Linked DNA regions of Homo sapiens: region 2 is linked to region 1. Evidence: chromatin loops called from intact Hi-C (ENCODE). Cell type or tissue: PC-9. All regions are shown on one strand. Region 1 overlaps INPP4B (inositol polyphosphate-4-phosphatase type II B). Region 2 overlaps INPP4B (inositol polyphosphate-4-phosphatase type II B).

Region 1 (5,000 bases):
AAATTAGAATAGCGACCCCTGCTTTTTTCTGTTTGCTTGGTAGATATTTCTCCATCCCTTTTCTTTGAGCTTATGGGTGTCACTGCATGTGAGATGGGTCTCTTGTAGACAGCACAGTTGGGTCTTGTTTCTGTATCCAACTTGCCACTCTGTGCTTTTTAATTGGAACATTCAGTCCATTTACATTTAAGGTTTGAGCCTGTCCTTGTGTTGTTAGCTGGTTATCATGCAGACTTGATTGTGTGGTTCCTTTACAGTGTCAATGGTTTATGTACTTAAGTGTGTTTTTGTGGTGGCTGGTAACAATCTTTCCTGTCAAGATTTAGCACTCTCTTAAGAACCTCTTATAAGGCAGGTCCGGTGGTAATAAATTCTCTTAGCATATACTTTTCTGAAAAGTATCTTATTTCTTCTTTGCTTATGAAGCTTAGTTTGGCTAAATATGAAATTATTGGTTGGAATTTCTTTATTAATGCTGACTATTGTCCTCCAGTCTGTTCTGGCTTGTAGGTTTCAGCTGAAAGGTCTGCTGTTATCCTAATGGAGTTCTCTTTGTAGGTGACCTGTCCCTTCTCTCTAACTGCCTTCAATATTTTTCCTTTCATTTCAACATTGAAGAATCTGATAATTATGTCTTGGGGATGGTCTTCTGGTGTAGTTTTTCACAGGGATTCTCTACATTTCCTGGATTTAAATGTTTGCCTCTCTAATAAGGTTGAGGAAATTTTGTGAATGATATCCTCAAATGTTTTGCAAGTTGCTTACTTTGTGCTTCTCTCTTTCAGTGATGCCAATGAGTCATAGATATGATCTCTTTACATAATCTCATATTTCTCAGAGGTTTCATTCTTTCTTCTCTGTTGGTTTTGTTTGTTTGTTTTTTGTCTGAGTTAATTTAGAGAAACCGTCTTTGAACTCTGAGATTCTTTCCTCCTCTTGGTTGATTTTGCTGTTAATACTTGCAATTGTACTATAAAATCGTTGAAGTGGATTTTTGACTTCTATCAGCTCAGTTTGGTTCTTTCTTAAAATGGCCATTTTACCTTCTAGTTTCTGTACCATTTTATTATATTTCTTAGATTCATTGAATTGGGTTTCTTCTTTCTTTTGAATGTCGATAATCTTCATTCCAATCCATATTCTGAACTCTATTTCTGACATTTCAGCCATTTCAGCCCAGGTAAGAACCATTTCTGGGTAAGTAGTATGGTTGTTTAGAGGTAAGAAGGACACTCTGCCTTTTTGAGTTGCCAGAATTTTGCACTGTTTTTTTTTTCTCATCTGTGTGAGCTGATATTCCTTCAGTCCTTGAAGTTGCTGTCCTTTAGATGTTTTTTTGTTTGTTTTGTTTTGTTTTTGTTTTGTTTTTTGGGGGTTTTTTGTTTATTTGCTTTTATATTCTGTGATGCCCTTGCAAATTTGCTTGTGGTATGAGTTCAGTCGACTAGTTTTGATTCTATTCTACTCCTGGGTCTTGGAGGTGTCCCCTCCAGTTATTGTCTCTATGCCCAAATTTCTTTTATTAAGTGTTCTGATCAATGGGGCTCTCTCAGGCAAGGGCCACAGTTGGCAGACAGGCCATATCTTTTCTGGGTCAGTTCTAATCTGCTGTAGTTGTGCTTCCTGGGAGATCACAAGGTTGCACCTGCCCACAGAGTGCAGACGGAAGCAAAACTGCTGGTCTAGAAACTCTAGCAGGTGTGGCCTATCTGGCTATGACAGGTGGGTGTGAGTGGAGTTTCTTACCTTACCATCCAGGTGGTTTCTGGGGCAATAGGAGGCTGTGGTCTTTGGCAAATTTAAGTAAAAGTAAAACCACTGGGCTGGAAGCTCTAGCAGGTGTGGCTTGCCTAGCTAAGAGAGGTAGGGGCAGGTGGAGTCACTTATCCAGCCATCTGGATGTTTCTCCAGACAACAGGTGGCTGTGCTCTCCGGCTGAGTTCACATAGAAGTGGGACTGCCGGGCTGGAAGCTCTAGTAGGCGTTGACTGCCTGGCTACCAGCAGCAGGAGTCAGTGGGGTAGTCTGCCCTACTGTCTGGGTGTTTTCCTGGGCAACAAGAGGTTGTGCCCTCCAGCTAGGTTCACACAGAAGTAGGACTGATGGGCTAAAAGCTCTAGTTGGTGTTGCCTGCCTGGATACCAGCAGTGGGAGTGGGTGGGGTCACTCACCCTGTGGTTACTCACCCTGTGGTCACCTACCCTGCTCTACAGGATTTTCTCAGGACAACAGGAGGCTGTGCCTGCCTTCTGAGCTCAGACAGCAGAAGGATCACTGGGCTGGAAGCTCTAACAGGCATTGCCAGCCTAGCTACCTGCAGTTTGAGGCAAGGGCAGGGTCACTTACCCTGCTGTCTGAATGTCTCCTGGGACAACAGGAGGCTGCACTCACTGGCTGAGTTCAGACAGAAGAGGGATCATCGGACTGGAAGCTCTGGCAGGTATGGCTAGCCTGGTTACCCGTAGTGAGAATGGAGAGGGCCACCTGCCCAGCTACACAGATGTTTCCCAGGACAACAGGAGGCTGTGTCCACTGACAGTTCAGACAGAAGTGGAACCACTGGACCGGAAGCTCTAGCAAGTGTTGCCCACCTGGCTACTAGTGGTAAGGGTGGGTGGGGTCTCCTGCCCTGCAGCCCGGATGTTTCCTGGGACAACAGGAAGCTATGCCTTAAGGCTGAGTACACACAGAAGCAGGAGCACTAGACCAGAAACTAGCAAGCATTGTCCACCTGGCTATCCAAGGCAAGGGTGGGTGGGGTCACCTGCCTTGTCATCTGGGTGCTTCCCGGGATAACAGGAAGCTGCACTTTCCAGCTGAGTTCACAGGGAAGTGAGTCTGCTGGGCTGGAAGTTCTAGCAGGTGTTTCCCATCTGGCTATCTGTGGGGGTCATGGAGTCACCAGCCCTGCTGTCTGGGTACTTCCAAGGACAACAGGAGGTGGTGGCTGCCAGCCAAGTTATGGCAGAAGTGGGACCGCTGGACTAGAACCTAACATGGGACCTTGTCCAGTGAGCTGGGTGGAGCAATCTTACTGCTCTCAGGCACCAAACTGCGACCTCTGTTGGGGCTATTGTGCTGGTGATGGTCTGCTCTGGGGCCAAAGTCTTTTAGAGTTCCCCTTGCACTTTGAGAGTTGCCTCCAGAAAACATCTGCCTCAGTCTAGAAGCATGGTGGGGGGCCGTGGAGTGGGCCAAAGGGATGATCTCATTCCCAGTCTTGCATTTGTCCCTGTAGGCAGTGTGTATCCCCAAGAGGGGTCTTACTCATCCTTTTCCATTTTGGAGAGGTTCTGCTGACTCTACATTAAGCCCAGACAGGGTGGTGTCCTGCTTTGCTCCTTTCTGCTCTCTGCGTTCCTCTGCTGCCTTGATGGATTCTGATGTGGTTGCTCAGATGATCAGCCTGCAGGGTCAGTGTTCACTAGCCCTTTTGTTTCCTCTAGAAGTAGCACTTGTTAGCGGCTTCTAGTCTGCCATTTTGGCCTTTCCCCCAAAAAGGAAATATCAACTACAAATCAGATGACACTGATCAGTTTTATTAATTTTACTTAGTCATGTAGCTAATGTCCTAAGGGATCTAATCTTTATTAGAAATCAAGTCATCAAATGTTGAGAGTCTAAATTGTCTTTATTATTTAATTTATCTGAGAGACCTTGATTTTGTTGGTAACAGGATTTAGGAGCAGTACCAAGACTGATAATTGGTATTCCCAGAGTTCTAGTTTTGTGTAGTTTTTACTATTTTGTTTTGGGTAGCTACTTCAAGAAAAATTCATAAAGTAGAAAAGTTTTTCTTTTCAAAATACAAATGTCTGCATTTTGTATTGGATTCCAAATTTCCTTTTAAACTATGACCTCATGCAAGTTTGTATTCTTCTGATGGGGGGTCAAAGAAATAATGATCTGAAGAGATACAGTGCCTCTGATTTAGTAATTCACATCTTTGCTTTGGAGAAACAGGTGGCCTACGGAAATCATAGATTGATACAGACTCAAAGGAAAAAATTTGTGCAAGTAGGTATAAGAATCTTTTGAGATGGGGAGCTATGTAATAATTCTGAGGCACTGGTATTGGGGATCTAAAATGGGAACATAAAGAATATTCATATATTGGAGATACATTTGGGGAAAAATATTTCAGAAATATATTTTCTTTTTCAGTATTAAAGAGGAACTTTTAACAGTCATATAATCAAGAGACAGAATGTCTGCTTTTCTTCCAGAGATAGTACTTACTGGGTTCGGTATCACTGACAATGACAACTTGGTCAGGGTATGGGGTAAAGGTAATTGAAATAGCAGATGGGTAATTGGACACAATGACTTTTTTTTTTTTTTCCTACAATGATCTTTACAGTACTTTTGTAGCTTAAGATTCTGAGATATGCATTTTTTTCATTTGATGCTATAAGCTACTGAAGATAAATTAATTGTTCAGATTTTCTTTTTTTCTTCATAAATGTATTATTTTCTCTTTACTAAGTAAGACATACTTTTCCAAAGAATTTAAGAATTCCTAGAAATGTTCAACAAAGTGAAAATTTCACTGTAGTTTTGCCACCTGTACAGTCAGGTATACTCCAGCTAGTTTAAAGGAAAAAGGAATTCCTTTGAAAACATTAAGCAGGGTGAACTTACTCAATAAGCGTACTGCTAAGGCCCACAGTGCTTTCAAAATCTGAAAAAAAATAATTTGTAGGTTGAAAGATTTTTATTCCATATTAATATATCTTTATACCAATGCAGTCATAAAATATTATTATATAACATATACGTGTGTGTGTGTGTGTGTATACTATGGAGGAAGGGGCTGGTGAAGGCAAAAGTGCCTAGGATCCACTAAAATCCTAAAGAACAGAGGCTCAGGCTTGGATTGCGGGTGCTCAGGCTTGGATTGCGGGTGCTCAGGAGCTCCAACCCCAGCTAAATACACACGAGCACTGCTCCAAAGAAATCTCACTGTGACTGCTGCTAGCACAGGTATCTCTGCCTACACT
Region 2 (5,000 bases), 140 kb before region 1:
TTCTGTTCCATTGGTCCATATGTCTTTCATTATGCCAGCAGCATACTGTTTTAATTAGAATAGCTTTGTATTATATTTTGAAACCAGGAAGCGTGATTTCTCCTGCTTTGTTCTTCTTACAGTTGTTTTGGCTATTCAAGGTCTTTTGTAGTTCCATATAAGTTTTAGGGATTTTTTTTTTCTATTTCAGTAGACAGTACCATTGATATTTTGATAGGTATTGCATTGAATCTGTAAATCAGTTTGAGTAATATGGACATTTTGACAATATTAAGTCTTTCAATATTCATTTCTTAATGTTCCCCATTGGATATATTACTATAGCACATGAAGTATATAAAATCTAACTTTCTTTAATTCCCTTTAAAAAGGATGATTTGAATTACCATTCCATCATTGTAATGACATTTAGCCATAATGCTTCTTAAGTATGATATTTTTATTGATAAATTATAATAATTTGGACTAGCTCATTTCAACAAAAGGAGACAAAACCTGAAGAGTGACAAGTGACTTGAGAATCTCCAACTTTTATGCTGTTATCTCTATTGCATTGCCTGGAAATTGTGTTAATTCAATCCAGCTTGGCAAGGTGAGAGATGCTAAGCGTATCCTCTAAACAGGGTTTTCTATAGGATTTATATTGTAACTATTTTTTAGCAGATGACTTAATCAGGGATATTCTCCCTTTTCATCTGTGCTGTTTTCTCTGAACTCCAGGAGTCATGTGCTTGGGAAGCAGACAGACAGTGCCTAGGATAATGCCAGCTCGTTGTTTATTGCTCACGGGCTAACCTTTATGAAATTAATGGCAGCGCCTTCTCTCTTTATGTTACCCAAACTCATGTCCCTTCCACTCTAGGTGTGAAGATTGTGCTAGAGGTGTCTCTCCAGCCGTGAGCTTTTGCCTCTGGTGCTGTCCTGGTCTTGCTGAAGGGAGGGGAGATTATATTCTGAGCAGCAAGCAATGGTTGCTGCCCTTGAGCATTTTGCCTCCAGCTGTCATCCCTGTGACCTAAGGGAAGGTGGGTGCAGATCAGCTATGCATGTGTGTGAGTTGGAGCGAATGTATGTCAGCTATGTTCATCTTTCCACAGCCAGGGAATGGATGAGATCTGCCTTTTTTGTGTGTCAATTTGTCAATAGAAATAGTGCGGCTGTAGGCACAGAGTATTCTGGTAGGCTAGAAACTCCTGATATTCCAGGAAAGCCACTGAATAGAATAAATGATAATGGGTTAGGAGTGTGAGGGTTCTCAGTTTATGCATGTTTGAGCAAATAGAGGGTTTATTTTTTAAATTTTTATTCTATTTTTTTAGATCTTAGAGGTAAAAGTATAGTTTTCTTACAAGGATAGATTGTGTAGCTGTGAAGTTCGGGCTTTTAGTGTGCCCATCACCCAAATACTGCACAATGTACCCAATAGGTAGTATTTAATTCCTCATACCCTTCCTACCCTCCCCACCTTTAGGAGTCTCCAGTGTCTATTATTCCACTCTGGCTGCTCATATATACCTGCTCTTTAGCTCCCACTTACAAGTAAGAACGTGTGGTTTTTGGCTCTCTGTTTCTGAGTCATTTCACTTAGGATAATGGCTCCCAGTTTTATCCATGTTGCTGTAAAAGACAAGATTTCATTCTTTTTTATGGCTGAGTAGTATCCCATGGTGTATATATAGCATATTTTAAATTCAGTCATCCATCAATGGACACTTAGGTTGATTCCATGACTGCTATTATGAATAATGCTGCACGTGAAAAGATGCTCAACATCTTCAGCTTTCAAGGAAATATAAATTAAAACTAAAATAAGACAAAAATGTATGGTCACCAGAATGGCTAAAATTTAGAAGTGTTGGGGTACAAAAATAATTCCCCAAAATATGGCTCTTTAACATGCTAAGCACCTTAAAAATTGAGAGGTCTCAGAACATGCTAAGCGCCTTAAAAATTGAGAGGTCTCAGAAATAAGCTTCAGAACTACTGGCTTTCTCCGACCTTGTCTTGCCTCCCTCTCTCTGATCCTCTTTACAGAAGCACTGGGAGATATCTCTCTGAAGTTTCTTTATCTAAGAAAGCTTATTTCCAAAAGAAATGTGTTATGTTTTAAGACTCCCTCTCTAGGAATCTCATCAAATAACTGGGAAAGATAAACTACCAAAGAAGAGAAGAAACTGGGAGTCATCACCACACTGAGATAGACATTTCATCCATTCCGAGGGCAGCACCAAGAGATTTCATTGGGTGAGGGTTGGGGGGCTTTATCTGCATAAAAATGTCAATCTTTGTTTTTATGTAGTTCTGCCCCTCACCTTGTCCATCTAGCTTCCAAATAGAATCATTTATAAAATAATATCTAACACCTGAGTCCATACATCTCTCCCATATAAAGAGATTATTTAAGCCTCAAACATATGGCCCCTCTTTAAGTCTCATATTTTGTATATGACTTCTGTGTTTAGGCACATTATGAATTTGTATGCCTTTTTTTCTCCTATTAATATGGCTTTTGTCAGTTTATTTTCTGTGAACCTTCAGTGGGCAGAGAGGAAGCATTCTCTCAACCCCTACGAAAAAGTTAAACTGTCAAGTTGTAAACTAAAAATAAAATCTTAAGTCCCCCACTGACTGAAGACACACTTTCTTGGCCAAGGGGACCTCAGAAAAACCTTAAAAACTGAATTCCCAGCCATGATGGGAAGGGAGGTCAGACGTACCTTGTTATACCCTTTCCCTTTTGGAGTTTAGGCACAACTGACTCGCATTAATAAAAAATTAATAAAAATAGAGATCATGAGACTAACTAGGTGGACTCTTCGTGACAGTAAGATACTGAATCACAAATAGGACCTAAGGCCATGCCAGACAAGGGCTAACTCACACATCCCTACAGGTCACTCTGACCTAGTTTATTGGTTAACAGACTTCCTTATCTTAACTTAAAACATTCCTTTCTGCTGACTCCAAATTTGTAGACAAAGCTTTACTCCTTTAACCAGTTGCAAATTAAGGAATCTCTTAATCCACCTATAACCTGTAGATATCTATCTTTTTGGATCAAATCAACATATAACTTCCATGTATTGATTTATTACTTTGCCTGTAACTCCTTCCTTTCTAAAATGTATAAAACCTCCTCCCTTTCTAAAATGTATAAAACCAAAGTGCAGTCTAACTTCTGCAGATGCACTTTCTCAGGAACTCTTCAGATTGTGTTCCTCGGTACATAGTCAGTCATACTGACTCAGAACTAACCTTTTAAAATAAAAATAAATAAACAAATAAAAAATGAATAGTGCTGCGATAAACTTACAAGTTCAGGTTTCTTTCTGATATAATGATTTCTTTTCCTTTGAGTGGATACTCAGTAGTGAAATTTCTGAATCAAAGGGTAGTTCTATTTTTAGTTCTTTAGAAATCTCCATACTGTCTTCCATAGAGGTTGTACTAATTTAGATTTCCACCAATAGTCTATAAGCATTCCTTTTTCTCTGCATCCTCACCAACATCTGTTGTTTTTTGACTTTTTAGTAATAGTCATTCTGACTAGGGTAAGATGGTATCTCATTGTGGTTTTAATTTTCATTACTCTTAAGATTACTCATATTGAGCATTTTTCCCATATGTTTATAGGTTACTTGTATGTTTTCTTTTGAAAAAATGTCTGTTCATGTCCTTTGTCTACTTTTTAATGTGGTTGTTTCTTTTTTGTTGAGCTGTTTGAGTTCCTTTGGTTCTGGATATTAGCCCTCTGTCAGAAGTATTGTTTTCAAATATTTTCACTAATCCTGTAGGTTGCCTGTTTACTCTGTTGATTATTTATTTTGTTATGCAGAAGCTATTCAGTTTAATTAAGTCCTACTTCTATATTTTTGTTTTTTGTTGCATTTCCTTTTGAGGACTTAGTCATAAATTCTTTGCCTAGGTCAATGTCCAGAGGAGTTTTTCCTAGGTTTTCTTCCAGGAGTTTTATAGTTTCAAGTCTTACATTTAGGTTTTTAATCTATCTTTAGTTATTTTTATATACTGAGAGATAGGAGCTCACTTTCATTCTTCTGTATATGATTATCAAATTTTCCCAGCATCATTTATTGAACAGTGTGTTCTTTCCCTAGAGTATATTTTTGACAACTTGCTTGTAGGTATGTAGCTTTATTTTGGGTTTGTTTGTTTGTTTGTTTTGAGACAGAGTCTTGCTCTGTCACCCATGTTGGCTGGAGTGCAGTGGCCTTCGCCTACTGCAAACTCCACCTCCCAGCCTCAAGTGATTCTCCTGCCTCAGCCTCCTGTGGGTTCTTTGTTCTGTTCCATTGATCTGTGCATCTATTTTTATACCAGCACTATGCTGTTTCAGTTACTATTAAGAACTTATCTTGATATTTATTTGCTACCCGTTCCTATAACCATCACCACTGTGTTTAAGTATAGGTTTGTATTAACTAAGAATCTTAGTATAACATGGTGGGATGCAGTGGAAGTTTGGCTCTTAATACAACAAACCCTTTCTATTTGTGAATTTGGCCTTGGAGGACTTACCATTTGCAAATAACCTTGAAGATCATGATATCTGATTTTTTACAATTTAAGGTATGTGAGTAATATGCACCATGAGGCTGATGTGTAGGACTAAGTTATTAAATGACAAGTGAAGCTAGCCAAGCACCCAGCATCTAAATATTAATCTTTTTTACATTCTCCATTTGTTATTGTATAGCTTTTTGTTAAATGATTTAAACATTTCTCTTTGTAATGTGATGGAAGGATATATTCACAGAACATGAGATTCTGGACAGAAATTATGTCTATGAAAAGTCAAGGGTCTTTACAAAGATATATGTGTTGTGAATTTTAGATTTCCCAAGGATCTGTAGCCATAGCTACACACTGAGAGTCTACTGCAGTATAATCAGTGTATGTATGATGGTAACTCATGAAATTCTATTGATTTCCAGATATAGATGACCTTGGCAGGAGCATGTAACAGTCTTTTAGTTTTGTAA

Evidence for each region. Hi-C counts contacts between places; a loop is a spot of excess contacts. Peaks named below come from ENCODE experiments on the same cell type or tissue, not always from the same donor. Only the 100,000 strongest peaks of a DNase experiment are listed, where the experiment ranks them.
Region 2: a loop joins it to region 1, with 12 times the contacts of the local background. A loop is called at or near these places in 2 of 110 quality-filtered maps.

Annotation. Positions count from the first base shown.
Region 1 is chr4:142,471,666-142,476,665 of GRCh38, reverse strand. The region is part of intron 2 of INPP4B (inositol polyphosphate-4-phosphatase type II B); the gene reads left to right. Among named protein-coding and RNA genes, the nearest start is that of INPP4B, 370 kb to the left of the region's middle. In PC-9, a CTCF peak has its summit at 3,091; DNase peaks (open chromatin) are centred at 815, 2,075, 2,785 and 3,405; H3K4me3 peaks cover 3,933 bases; H3K27ac peaks cover 5,000 bases.
Region 2 is chr4:142,613,404-142,618,403 of GRCh38, reverse strand. The region is part of intron 2 of INPP4B (inositol polyphosphate-4-phosphatase type II B); the gene reads left to right. All of the region lies in intron 2 of LOC101927613 (a long non-coding RNA gene), which reads right to left. Among named protein-coding and RNA genes, the nearest start is that of INPP4B, 230 kb to the left of the region's middle. In PC-9, no CTCF peak of the experiment used is centred here; DNase peaks (open chromatin) are centred at 2,913 and 3,533; H3K4me3 peaks cover 926 bases; H3K27ac peaks cover 3,173 bases.